2 separate regions of the Homo sapiens genome follow, and region 2 is linked to region 1. The links are chromatin contacts, found by Hi-C or POLR2A ChIA-PET in ENCODE. All regions are on one chromosome and are shown on one strand. The core of a region is the stretch at or near the end of the contact, and the rest is flanking DNA. Distances in the headings are between cores, read along the strand shown.

Evidence for each region. Hi-C counts contacts between places; a loop is a spot of excess contacts on that map. ChIA-PET counts read pairs that join two places held with the same protein, here RNA polymerase II (POLR2A). Pooled maps may share reads with other maps.
Region 2: a map of astrocyte of the cerebellum shows a loop between it and region 1 (5-fold over the local background). The contact joins the enhancer-like site here to the promoter of MAMDC2-AS1 in region 1. A Hi-C loop is called at or near these places in 6 of 168 maps with a recorded cell type or tissue (PC-9, astrocyte of the cerebellum, chondrocyte and 3 more) and 1 of 50 pooled maps. POLR2A ChIA-PET finds 5 or more read pairs at or near these places in 2 of 52 experiments (AG04450 and PC-9).

What each region holds. Positions count from the first base shown.
Region 1 is chr9:70,172,435-70,179,612 of GRCh38, reverse strand. MAMDC2-AS1 (MAMDC2 antisense RNA 1) reads left to right here and starts at 3,725. Exons shown (of 4, transcript NR_040076.1): 1 at 3,725-3,858. The region is part of intron 11 of MAMDC2 (MAM domain containing 2); the gene reads right to left.
Region 2 is chr9:70,119,697-70,126,874 of GRCh38, reverse strand. MAMDC2 (MAM domain containing 2) reads right to left here. Exons shown (of 14, transcript NM_153267.5): 6 at 460-716. Among named protein-coding and RNA genes, the nearest start is that of MAMDC2-AS1, 53 kb to the left of the region's middle. Within about 2 kb of position 5,839, at least 9 of the 41 ENCODE cell types and tissues checked have a DNase peak (open chromatin) inside an H3K27ac peak, as active enhancers do; they include gastrocnemius medialis and heart right ventricle, where a contact is called at or near this core.

The DNA.
Region 1 (7,178 bases), core at 2,476-4,975:
AAAGGAATGCCTTAGTTATGTTCCTAATTTTAAGGGAATCTATGCCTTATTTTATTTTATTTTTATTTATTTATTTATTTATTTTTTTTGAGACGGAGTCTTGCTCTGTTGCCCAGGCTGGAGTGCAGTGGCATGATCTCGGCTCACTGCAAGCTCCGCCTTCCGGGTTCACGCCATTCTCCTGCCTCAGTCTTCCAAGTAGCTGGGACTACAGGCACCCGCCACCACACCCAGCTAATTTTGTGTGTGTGTGTGTGTGTTTTTAGTAGAGACGAGGTTTCACCGTGTTAGCCAGGATAGTCTCGATCTCCTGACCTCGTGATCCGCCTGCCTCAGCCTCCCAAAGTGCTGGGATTACAAGCGTGAGCCACCATGCCCGGCCCCACCTCATTTTAGTATTGTTATGTTAGCTAGAGATAGATCTCCAATGTCTTAGTTACAGGTAATTTTGATAAAGTTGGTGGGTACATTTAATTTTAAGTAAATACGTTTTTTACAATAACGTCTTAACCAATGTTTCCTATGATAAGTGTTCTTAGTCTCAAGGTTGTAAGTTGATAATCTTTGGAAATATTAAAACAAAACTGCCAATATTGCACAAAAAAGCCTATATTTTAGACTCCACTTTGTTGGTAATCCTGGGTGACAATATTCTACATGCCAGCCTAGTCACTTACAGTTCTTCGAAAGCTGCCACACTGTTTAATGGCTCCATACTTCACACCAGCCATTCCCTCATCCTGGAATGCTTCCTTCCTCCCTACCATTCTTGATGAACTCACACTCAGATACCCACAAGGAGAGCTAGCTGTGTGGTTTCATTACCTCTAGGACTTAACCCTTATTACTTGACTTATTATAACTCTGGGGCAATTATTTGATGTATAATGCATAGTGGGTATTCAGGAAATATGGAATAGAACAAGATCCTAGGGATCCTGGACTATATACCATTTCTGATTGCTTTCAGTTATGAGAGGTTTAATTCTTATATACATGTAGCTTATGATGCTGGTTGTTTTAACAAATAAGTGAATGTTTTAGAGAAACCTTTGTTTGTTTATGCATTAATTTTTGAATGGGTAACTGCCATGGTTTGGATGTATCCCCCAAAACTCATGAGTTGGAAACTTGATTCCCCAATGCAGTGGTGTCGAAAGGTAGGGCTTAATGGGAGATGTTTGGGTCATGGGGGCACTGCCCTTGTTAATGGATTAATGCCATTATCATGGGAGTAGGTTCCTTGTTAAAGGATGAGTTTGGTTCCCTCTTGCTCTTTCCCTTACCCTCTCTCTGCCCCTTCCACCATGGGATGATGTAGCAAGATGGCTCTCACTAGATATCAGAACCTTGATCTTAGACTTTGCAGCCCCTAGAACTGTAAGGATATAAGTTTCCATTCTATATAAATTGCTCAGTTCAGCCATTCTGTTATAGCAGCACAAAATGGATTGAGACAGTAACCCTTGTCACATTGCAATCTGAGTGCCAATACATCAGCCACATTGAGCTCACACCATTAGAGGCTAGGACAAAGGAAAACCACTCTTTTGTGGGGTGTAGGATACATAATAAGTGTGTGGCCTACAGCCCTGGGGTTACACTGACAACATTGTTATACAGACACTAGAAATAGATCAGAAAAAGTTTAGATGTTTTCTGCTGGATCAATTTCTAGGAATGTTCCAAAATACCAATCATTGTATTTTCTAGGAGAAGACACTCTGCTTTGGTGTGAAGGGTCTTTGGTTTATGAAAAACTGTGCTTTTCACATATAAGTTGTCACAGCTGTTCCAGGCCATGTGTGGTCTCTTAGTAGCATGTAGGTTTGGAAACCCTAGTGAGGCAGTGTAGGCAGAATATATAGCCATTAGAACCAGACAAATGTGAGATTAAGTCTTTGCTCCACCAGTTACTGCTCCACCAGTAAGTGCTGGCCCTGGAAAGGCACTTAACTTCCCTAAACTTCAGCTTCCTCCTGCAAAACGTGGGAACTTTCACTTACCTTACAGGTTGTGGAAAGGATGTTGAGGTTCCTAGCGCAGTGCCTACACGTGGTAAATGTCCAATATAGTAGTGCCCCCTTTATCTGTTTTTGCCTTCCATGGTTTCGGTTACCCACAGTCAGCTGTGGCCCAAAAATATTACATGGAAAGTTCCAGAAATAAACAATTCATAAGTTTTAAACTATGTTCTGTTGTGAGTAGCATGATGAAATCTTCCACTGTTCCACTCTGTCCCAAGCAGAACACAAATCATCTCTTTGTCCAATGTCTCCATGCTGTCTACACTCTCTGCCTGTGAGTCACTTAGCCATCTTTGTTATCAGACTGACTGTCACAGTATCACAGATCTTGTGTCCAAGTAACCTTTATTTTATTTAATTATGGCCCCAAAGTGCAAGAGTAGTGATGCTGACAGTTTAGATATGGCAAAGAGAAGCCATAAAGTGCTTCAAGTGAAAAGGTGAAAGGTTGTGACTTAACAAGGAAAGGAAAAATCTGAGGTTGCTGAGATCTACAGTAGGAACAAATCTTCTGTCTGTGAAATTGAGAACAATATATTGTAATTATTCTATTATTGGTCATTGTTAGTGTCTTATTGTGCCTAATTTATAGATTAAGCTTTATTATAGGTATGTATGTATGAGAAAAATATATTGTATATAGGGTTTAATACTGCCTTTGGTTTCAGGCATCCACTAGGCATCGAGGAACATATGCCCTGCAGATAAGGGGGAACTACTGTAAATAATCACTGATATTATATTTCCCTAGAAAATTAGTTATTAAAGTAATTTCAAGAACAAGAACAAAACACCTTCAACCTAATGCTATATTTGTAGGTACCCTGGGCACAGTGTAGCAAAACTTGTTTTTCTTATTTACATTGTTGTACATGGGAATAAAAAGATATAAGTGGTAAAAGAGTTAGTTAGAAAAGTGGAAGGTGTCTTGAGAAATTTTTGAAAATCTATATTGAAGCAAATGAAACAGAGAATAAAGAAGGCAGGCCCTAGAAAAAATTTACTTTAAAAATCAGAATTTTCTGTGTTGTGCACCAGAGAGTTTTATTTAATATGTCAAATATTCACTCAAAATAAATGTTGAACACACTAAGTTTGTGCATTCAAAATTTTCCACAATATATTCATATAATAACATGCACTCTATTTTTGCTATGAAGTATAACCCGAGGCAGCTGAAGCATCTTTCAAAGTTTTTAAGAAGACAAAGCAAACACAACCAAATTATTTTCTTTAGACAAAGCAATACTATGTTAGCTAAAGTGTGTCCACATAACCCAGAAATAATGTAAATACAGGAGTAGAATTAGGAGCAATTTAATATCTACTATATGTGCTTTTGTTAGATTTTCATAGACTGTGTATTTATGAGGAGAAGGTAGGACATGGTCTACTAGTCAAGCAAGCTCAGACTATAACATTATTTTAGCATAATGACATGAGGAGCAGGACAGGGCTTGGTTGTCAGCCATTTAACTTAAGAGTTTACCCTGTTCCTTCAATGTTCAACCCATTGCCCTAAATCCTGGGAGTGGGTTCAATTGTGTCTTCTCCAAAGAGGTATGTTGAAGCCCTAACCCACGTACTAGAATGTGACTGTATTTGGAGATAGAACCTTTTAGGAGGTAATTAAGTCACAATGGGATTGTTAGGGTGGGCTGTAATTCATTATGACTGGTGAACTTACAAGAAGATACATATCGGGGGTGCACTGGCACAGAGGAAAGGCCATGTGAAGCAAGAAGGCAGCCATCTGCAAGCCAAGGAGAGAAATTTCAGAAGGAACCAACCCTACCGACATCTTGATCTTGGACTTTAAGCTGCCAGACCTGTGAGAAAACAAATTTCTAATGTTTAAGCCACCCAGTCTGGGATATTTTGTTATGGAAGCCCTGGCAAACTACAGTAGTTCCCCCTTATCCTTGAGGGATATGTTCTAAGATCCCTGGTGGATGCCTGAAACTGCTGATACTACTGAACCCTATGTATACTATATATTTTTTCCTATACATACATACTTATGATGAAGTTTAATTTATAAATTAGGCCAAGTAAGAGATTAACAAGGAATAATAAAATAAGACAATTATAACAATATGCTAGCATCACTACCCTTACACTTTGCCATTTTTCAGTAGAATAAGGGTTTCTTGAACACAAGCAAGGTTTTATCAGGCTACTCAGAACGTTGCTCTTTCTCTTATACTCATCTAATCCATCATGAAATTCTGTGGCTTGGCTTTCAAAATATATCCAGGATTTGACCACTTATCACCACCCTCATTGCTAATACACAGTTCAATCCATGGTTGCTGGTCAAATGTGCCATCATAGTCAAATCCACTATCATAGTCAAATTTACCATCATTGTTCACCTGGGTTATGTGCAGTAGCCTCTAACAGGGCTCTTTGATTTCACCCTTGCTTCATTTGCACGCCTAGTCTTTCCTCAACACAGTAGCCAGAGCAATCCTTATAAAATTAGATCAGATCGCTTCTCTCCTAAGTTCAACACTCTCTAGTGACTTTCCATTTGAAATAAAGTAAAATCCAAAGTCCTGGCTGGGCACAGTGGCTCATGCCTATAATCCCAGCACTTTGGGAGGCCAAGGTGGATGGATCACCTGAGGTCAGGAGTTCAAGACCAGTCTGACCAACACGGCAAAACCCTGTCTCTACTAAAAAATACAAAAATGAGTGAGCATGGTGGCGGGCACCTGTAATCCCAGCTAGTCGGGAGCCTGAGGCAGGGAGAATTGCTTGAACCCGGGAGGTGGAAGTTGCAGTGAGCTGAGATCACACCACAGCACTCCAGCCTGGGCGACACAGCAAGACTCTATCTCGGAAAAAAAAAAAAAAATCCAAAGCCCTTCTAATTAATTACAAGGTCCTCCATGAGCTGGCCTACCATTATTTCTCTGGGTCATTTCCTAGCACTGTCTCCCTAGCTCACTAGGCTATAGCTAAACCAGCCGCCTTGCTGTTCCTAGGACACACTGAGCATGCTTTCACTTATGGGGCTTTGCAATGGCTGTCCCCTCTACCTGGAACATTGCTTTCCAGATATGCTCTTGGTGAGCTACCTCAACTCTTTTCAAGGCTACCTTCCAATGGGCTTCGTTGTGACTCTTCTATTTACATTAGTTAACTCCACCCACATTCTCCTCTCGATTCCCTAACTCCCTCACCTGCTCCATTTTTATTTCTGTAGCAATTATCGCCTTTTAAAATACTGCATAATTATAATTAAGCTTAATATTTCTTGTCTGTCTCCTCTACTAGAAGTTCCGTGAGGGTAAATGCTTGTCTGTTTTGTTCATCTGTGTTTCATGAGTACCTAAAACAGTACCTGGCACATAGTAGACACTCAATAGCTATTTGCTGAATGAAGGAGTAAATGAATAATAGAGCAATAATTAATTGTCATATGCCAGGTCTTATTCTAAGTATGTTTTATATCTTGTTTCATTTAAACCTCACCACAGTCTGTGAGGTAGGTATTAATTATTCTTAATACAAAGATAAAGAAAATAGGCTTAGAGAGGTTAAAGGTAGAACTAAGATTTGAACCTAGGCAGTCTAATCCCAAAGCCTTTCAGTTTTTAAATTCAACCACCCTGTGAAGTTAGGAAAATAGGTAAGTGGTTATGATTATTCTCATTTTCTAGATGACAGAACTGAGACTTAGAGATTTTAAGTAACTTTCTCAAGGTGAATGGGAACCTTACTTAGTGAATGGGAAACCTTAGGTTGTCCTGATGCCCTAAGTTCCTGGGTTTGTTATAACCTGGCCTGGTGTCTCTCCTTGCCCTTTTCAGGGACTCCTTCCCTTCAGTGCTATTTTTCTATGTCTTCTCTTCCATGTCTAAGGCATTCCACAGTCTTCATTACCCACAGAATTCCCTGTAGTAGTCTACCATAACATAGTTCTCTTTGGTTGTACCTCTTATTAGATCTCTTACTGCTATACCTGACAAAAGGAAGAAAAACTATCAACCTTCTCAAGAAAAATACACATACACATAACATCTAGACTACAATAGACTCTAGCTAAAACTGATTCATTCTTGACTTCAATCCTCTTGCAATAAATAGATACCTTTCCACCATCCGATTTTCTAGGGTCTCAATAATTAATTGGTTAGTTATTATTAAATGTGTCAGTGAAGGTTTATAGATTCATTTATTCATTTGTGCATTCATTCATTCATTCATTCCATAGGCATTTTTGAGCAACTATTGTGTATAAGACAGAATACTAAATTCTGTGGGGAATCAAAAATGACCTTTATAGTACTATGCCCTCAAGACATTTCCAATCAGAGCCAATGAGATTCAGTTTGGGTATTTTTGTCTGAGTTTTCACTTTCCGCTAGATTCAATGTTGAAAGGCCCATGAGACTGCAGTTGCTACAGCCACTGTGTTGCCATGACAGGAGATCCTGTCTAGATTGGAGCCCACCCAGAAAAACCAGCTCAAAGAGGTAGAAAGAGAAAGAGAGAGAGAAACTGGCTCCTGAGGACACAGTTTTAATCCCTGCATCAAGCTGTGCCTGAAGCTAACCCCACAGTAGTCTCTTTCTGTAACAAAGTCCAAAAAAGGATTTTCTTTTCACTTAAGTCAGTTTGAGTTGTATTTTCTGTTATAAGCTTTTAGAATAGTCCTAATACATATAGGCCTTTCTAGTTATATTTTTAACATCCTGATATCTTTCCAGAGATAGCTTCACACATAAGGAACCACCTTAGCATCCTTCACTCAATGCTGAAAGTGAGCATCTGGTCTGCCTTTGGGCCAATGCTAAATCTCTTCAACAGCATCCTTTACCGAAGCAACATTGTCCCAGAATCTGCTGAAGCAGCAAGAAAAGAGGTCAGCAGTAGGACCAAGCTGCATATCTTCTTAGGCAGGAGTGCATCACTATTGAGGCCAAATGGACACTCACTAGCAAGGTGGCTGGAAACAACTGTTCCAGAAAGAACCCAAGGAAAAATTTCCAGGAGGAACCCAAACAGAAAAATCTATGTGGGTTGTATTCTGTAGTGCAAGTACTAAGGGAAGCGGGTGGTCTCAGAGGGTTAGCCAGTGAGAACATTGCCAGAAATGGTAAGATGCAGAGGCTCCTGAAAGAGCCAGCATTTAGACATCTG
Region 2 (7,178 bases), core at 4,590-7,089, 55 kb after region 1:
TGCTGCAAAAAAAGAAATGAGTCACTTTTTCTAAAAAAAAAAAAAAAACAGTTCACTCAAGTAAGGAAAACCTTCAAAACTGCTCTCAGGAAGGGTAGCTCAAGACTGAGTTTTACTTGGAGGGTTCTGATCTCCTCTTTTGAACCCTCTGTGACCACAGTGCAAGGTTCAGAAGGAGAGGGTCGCCAAGAAGTCTAGTTGGTTAACTGGCTTTAGCCATATTTGTTCTCATAAAAATGACTCTTGCTAGGAAATGAAGGTGATAAAGGAGGCAGGCAAAGGGGACACAGAGGAAGGGAGAGCAGGAGAGGGGCTGAGGATGAGAAAGAATACAGTTGAGGCACAGCAGAAAAGACAGACTGAGTGTGAGGCTGCACAGCCTCTCCATCTCCAGCCCTGTGTGTGGGTGGCATGTCTAAAGAGTGCCAGTGAACAGCTGGTGCGCACCAGTACACCTACCTCCATGGGGTAAGGAGCACTGAACTCGACCTCCGCAAGGTTCCAGGCAGCATTCCCTGGCCTGTCTGCTTTCCAGATTTCCTCGTAAAGGCCAGCCACATCCCGAGTGTAAAGGGAAAAGACATTGTCATTCCCCTGCTGGATCTGGTAATAAAATGACAGGCAGCCAGCCATGGGGGCCGTGGTCAACGGGGAGATGAGCTGTGCCACCTCCTGGAAGTGCTTCACATAAACTGAGTCCACGTACATGTAGTGGCCTGAAAATCACACAGACAGAGCACAGTGTTAAGAGTTGGGGGTGGGGGAGGGGAAGAGGTTCAGGCGAAATGGTGTGATTCTGCATTCTAAATAATCCAGTGGGAATGGTGAGGAGGAAGTGGATGAGTTACAGCTGACAGAGGTTTGGCCATGAGTGGATGGAGAAATGTTGCAGCTGAGAGATGGGTCCATGGGGTTCATTGCACTCTGCTAAATACAGGATGAGACCATTCCTTTTACTTTCCTTACTTTTGATTCAAGTAAAATATACACAGAGAAAGGTAGATGTGTCATCTGTCAAGTGCTTAAGTTTTCACAAGCTGAACACACCCATGGAGAGAAATAGAACATTACCTGAGAAGCCACTCCCTCCCAATCCTTATTTGAGTCATAAGACTCTGAAGAGCACACAAAGACAAAGCTTACCATCTATTCTTAAAAGGGCATGGAGAGACCCTCCTGCACATGTTTACAATTAATGCAAGATGTCACCATGTGTTTTTTGAGTGAAACTAAGATTTTGAATTCCAACTATATGGCAATTTGTGTGTTGTTAATAGCATGCAAGTCAATCGACACTGAAATTTGGAGGAGTGAATGTGTGGTACCACTCTTGGCAGGTCTTTGTGGGCTCTGGACCCAGAGGCTGGCCTCCATTAGGGGCATCTTGGTGAAACACAGAAACCATGTGGCAGAATGGAGACAGCCTTGACTTAGCATTGAAGAGAAATGAGGTTGAATCCTGCTCCACTTCTTACTAGCCCTGTGACCTTGAACAAGTTTCTGAGTATGTCTGGGTCTCAATTTCCTGATCTCTAGAATGACAATCAAATACTTTCCTCATAGAGGCAATGAATATTACATGGAGTCATGTATGTAAAGTGCTTAGCGTGTGCCTGGTACATTGTAGCTGTCTAACAATTACAACGCCATTCACAATTCTAGAACCATGCTTGCCCTATAGCCTGTTTTGTATAAAGGGTAAGCTATCATTGTTAGCAATTTTTTCTGAATTCATTTGAGTGATGACAAAGAAGTGCTATTCAATGCAGCTTCAACAGAATGCCCTTTCTGTTTACAAGCTCAGAATAATTACAGCTTAATATCTTCATTTCCATGACATAATTTCTGGTTAATAAGAATTCCTGGCCAGGTGCAGTGACTCATGCCTGTAATCCCAACACTTTGGGAGGCTGAGGCGGGAGCATTGCTTGAGGCCAGGAACTTGAGACCAGCCTGGGCAACATAGTGAGACCCCTGTCTCTACAGAAAAGCTTTCTTAAAATTAGCTGGGCATGGTAGCATGCACCTCTGGTCTTAGCTATTAGGGAGGCTGAGGCAGGAGAATCACTTGAGCCTATGAGTTCAAGGTTGCAGTAAGCTATGATCACACCACTGTACTCCAGCCTGGGTGATAAGCAAGACCCTGTCTCCAAAAAATAAAATAAGGAAATAAAGAATACCTTTTCTCCATTATGAAGAGCAGAGCAGAAACAAATATTAGGAGGAGCATATGCATTTATACACTGGACATTTACTGTGTATCTAGTACATAGCCCGGTATGTGGTGGGCTCTCAACACATGGTTATTTAATGTACAGACATGGTCTCAGAAAGGTCCTCATCTCAACATGGCAGAAGGGAAAAATGGACAGGTCAAAGCTCACTTTCTCCTGGTGGCAAGTTGTTCAACATCCTGAATCCCCTGAATAATCTTCTTTGAATATAGTTTACCTTATCGTTTTGCCAAACCACACAACAGTGAATAAACAGAGATTACAAACTCAAATTCTCAGAGGAGGCAGCCAGATTAAGTGTATGAGTGAAGTTGATTGAGTCAGGGAGAAAATAGAGAGTGGTAAATTAGTAGCCAGTATTTGAAATCATATTTCCCCCACATCGAGAAACAGAAATCAAGCTTATCTGGAAAAATAAAAACATCTGATAGTCCTAGGCCCATATTCTTATGCGGCAATAACCGGCTTGGGGTGAGAAGCCTGGCCCCTCACCCCCATGTTCTCCAGCCTCCCTGAGAGAGCAGGGTCTACTGCAGCGGATGCCCGGCACCCAGCCCCATGCTGCAGGCTTTCCCCATCCTAGCCTGGAATTCAGGTTTTCACGGCAAATCTATCCATTTTTAAGGGATGCTTCCTGTGTGGTTTGCTAGGGCTGCTGTCACAAAATACTGCAAAGTGGGAGGCTTCAGCAACACACATGTATTGCCTCACAGTTCTGGAGTCCAGAAGTCAAGGATCAAGGTGTCAGCAGGGATTGTTCCTTCTCAGGGCCGTGAGGGAAGGATTTGTTCTGGGCCTCTCTCCCGGCTTCTGGTGGTGTGCTGGCAATCTTTGGCATTCCTTGGCTTGAAGGCCTCTGCCTTTATCTTTACATGGCATTCTCCCTGTGTACATTTCTCTCTGTGCCCAAAGTTCCCCTTTTAATAAGGACTGCGGTCATATTGGATTGGAGGCCCACCCTACTCCAGCATGACCTCATCTTAGCTAATGACCTCTGCACCCATCTATGTCCAAGCAAGGTCACATTCTAAGTCCTGGGGGTTAGGACTTCAACATTTGAATTTTGACTGTGCACAATTCAACGCCTAACACTCCCCACCATATTTTTTTAAACTTTGTATGCGCCAAATAAACATATCTGCAGGCTGGAAACCACTGTTGGCTCCACTTTGCCACCTCTGGGCAGGAATTTTAAAGGAAGAATCGGAATGACAGACTGGATAGAATCAAAGAACCTCTGATATGGAGGGAAGGTCACTCCTCCATATCCCAAGCTTGGAAACCCTCTAAAGCACTCCTGGTGGCCAGCAAGCCTTGACGAGAACATTCTAGTAGTGGAGAATGCCTATGACCAGTTAGCTTCTGTAATCTGCTTCTGTTCTCTAAGAACTCATGTGAATATCAAAGACAGAGATGAAGTCTTCATTGCTCTTTGTAACATGACTTACCAATGAAACAGAATCTTTTTGTGAGATATGAGCAGGGAGAACTGAGTGGAGGAGAGCTACAATTCTTTGTATTATAATGTATGTGTAATACTTTGTTTCCTGGATACCTAATTGCAGGGGCCACAGAGATCCCCTTTAAGAGAACTTGCTGAAGGAACCATCATTGACTGGGTCTCCAGCCACCTCACCTTTGGACCTGCAGGAGAGTTTGTACCAAGACCACACCACTCTGGGCTGCTCCCAGGCAGTGACCAAGCATAGCAGAGGGGCAGGCCATTCTGTCTGCCATGGGGCCCTTCAGCAGCTCCCATCGGCCCAGGTTCTCCTCTTCCTCAGGGGTCAGGTTTGCGTCCTGAGCTGAAAGTTTTCCCTACCCAGGGCATCTTTATGACTTTTGTGGGCTCATTCCTCCATAAAAAAAATAAAAATAAATAAAATAATCTTAACATTTTAGTTTATTACTACATTGGCATAAAGAGGTATATGATGTAGGCTAGAAATTATTATATTCATTTTACCCTTCCAATTTTCAAATAAATAAAATTAAAATATTGTCATGGACCCCTAAAAATGCCATGGCTCCTAGGCACTATGGCTGCTGTGCCCCATAAGGACACTGGGCCTGTCCCCAGCTACTCTGGCTCCTTTCTCCTCAGAGCCTTCATAGCCATCTCTCCCAGGAAATCTCTTTCCCACCTAGTCCCAGCTTAGTGTCAGCTTCCACAGCCAGCCTTGTTGTAAATTCATCTTCCTTGCAGATGACGGACATCTGAGAGTTGTCTTTAAAGGGTAGTAACTCACCTGCTGTGTGGACAATATTTTGTGCATTTGCAGCCAAAGTGCCTCACTAGCAACTTGTGCTCAGGATGCTAGGCCAAGTGAACCACAGTCACATTTCTGATCCAAAAAGCATCCAGAAAACACAACATGATCTGCCCAAAGTGAGTCAGAGAGGCTGCTGGGAATAAGACCAAGACTGCTGACACTAAGTCTCATACAGAACCACCAGACTAGACCGCATGCTCTTGTACCCTTTTTCTTTCCATCATTCATTTGTTGCCAAAGCTGGGTTCTATTTACTGACAATTTGAGCAACATTAAGCTTCTCATTGGGGAACAAAAGGTAGCTCATCATGAGTTTACTATCTCAGTTGAACTGTTAGGGGTGATTCAGAAATTGTCATTCAGGTGTCTGCCCCAGGAGAAGAGGCTGGAGGAATGACAGCCAAACCAGGCTGAGTGTGTCATCAGATACAATCTGTTCTGAGGAAGAGGAGTCAATGGGTAGGTGGCTGCAGGTGCCATTGTATTCTCCTTTCTAAAAACAATGATGGTAGCCTGGAGTTCTTGGAAAATTTTGTCCAGTGTCTGATATTAGGAGAATCTTCCTGCCTAGTTCAATGAACCCAACACTCCTATCTGGCATAGGGCTCTAGAGCTTCCAGAACCTCTGGAAAAGGCTTTTTTTTTTTTTTCCTTTGTCAGATCGTTAAGATTCAAGTAGGATGAAACTAGGTATAGATGGACTTTAAGTAGACAGAATCCTTTAATCTGCCAAATCACTGGATACCCTGCAGGCCACAGAGATTCTAAAGTATTACAACTTGAACTGAAAACGAAAGAGGTTATATGGGGGAAATGGGTTCCCCCATAAGATTAAGAATTGAGAAGCTTATTGCCATTCCTCTACAATCTGTTCTGCTTTGCCATACACAGAGTGAAAATCAATCTATTATTACCTAATTCTGGATTATACACAAAGAGCCTGAGGTTTCTAGGCAAAAAAAAAATTCAAATTCAGTTGAAAGAAAGATCACAGTTCTCAGTCATGCTGCCAGTGCTCAGGCCCCTTCTGGGATGGAGCCTGCAGTGCTGGTGTATGCACACTTGCTCCTGAAGAGGCTGTCTGTTCCTTTCTTGCAGCAGCCCTCTGTATTAGCTGAACTTTTCATGTGGAACCAGTGGCCCCTGGTAGTCAGCCATTTCCCCTTGCATTAGGGAAAGAACTTTAAAGGCGGTTCCTGAATGTTTATTTTCAAGCAGTCTGGCTCACCAGCATTCCCCTAAGACTGCCCTTGGCTTGGCCGCGGTGCCAGAGGCATCCTCTGACTCAGCTGTGATGCGCCCTGCTGGCCACATTTGCACTCCAGTTGTGTTGTCTGCTCCAGTGTTGCTGGTTGTCTGGACAAGCTGTCTCCCCAGTAGGGCAGACAACCTGGTCTGAAGAGATGTATGCCAGAGGGAAATACCCACTGGTCTGCTGCCATGGTGAGCAGACGGCACCCAAAGATAATGAGTTATGATGCATGTTTTTCCACCCTATGAGTCTGACAGTTATCTTCACAAGCCTTTAGTTGTAAGGGTTTTGGTGGCCCTTACTATGATAAAGTCAGACTCTAGTCTTTTTATACAGCTTTCAAGGATGACGTAAGCATGAATGAATATTACGTGAGACTTCTCCTATCTGTGCTAAGACCTCAAAGCCCCAAACAATAAGTGACAACAACCTCTATTTTCTAAAGAGTGGTGCTAGACTGTCAATATGTTAAGTGGCAGCCCCTGGCACCTACCCCAGCTCTACAAGTGTTAGCCCATCTCTCCCTTGTAGCCTGTGCATATGAGAAGGCTCGAGATGAATCAGAGAGATTGGAGATGGGGTTTCTATAAAGAGTTGGGTTAGAGCTGCCCTGCTATGTGTTTCCTTTTGACCTCTCCAGGGAAGGCAAGGGGATTGCTTCCCTTTTCTTACCTTGATCTAAAGGAGGGGGCTTAAGCGAACCACTCATGGAAGAGGTAGAGGAAGGAAACTGCCATGTAACCTCATCCCCTCCCTTTTGAGCAGAAATTTCTGAGCTCTGCAGTTGCTCTGGACCTTGAGATGAAAGTAATCAGAGTTCTTGAAAAAGGTTGATCAGTGATACTGGAGTGTGTGTGTGTGATGCAGAGATGGAGCCTGGCACTGGTGCATACATCTAAAGGCAAAAAACTGACTATAGGGACCCGTAGGGGAAGAGTAGAGAAAAAGGAGTTTGTTGCCAGTGAAATGCACTTCCAGAGTTTGAGGGGGCAATTTAGAAGGCAGCTGGGCTACAGTACCTTAAAAGGACTCTTCTCAAGAGAACTGCCTACCAGTGCGGTAATTCCATTAGAAGGGAGCTGGTAGGGCATACCGTGACTTATATGAGCTAAGCAGGATTCACAGATGGTCAGCCAGAGAGTTGCTCATCCCTGTCTGTCAACACTAAAGTGGGATCCCCCATTGGCCATGACAGGAATGCCAGAATTTGGCCATGTGCTGTATGAAGGTCATCAACTCTAGATTAAATAGCAAGAGGCAAGTGAAACCTTTTGTCCCTAGCCTTTGCCTTTCTGTTCCATCCCCACCCTGCCCATTGCCTCCCAACTCTGAAGCAGCCAGAAGCAGTACAGTAAGAGGGAGAAGTAGGGAAGAAAAAGGTGAAGTATGAAGAGACAAAGCACAAACCTTTCTCTCTAC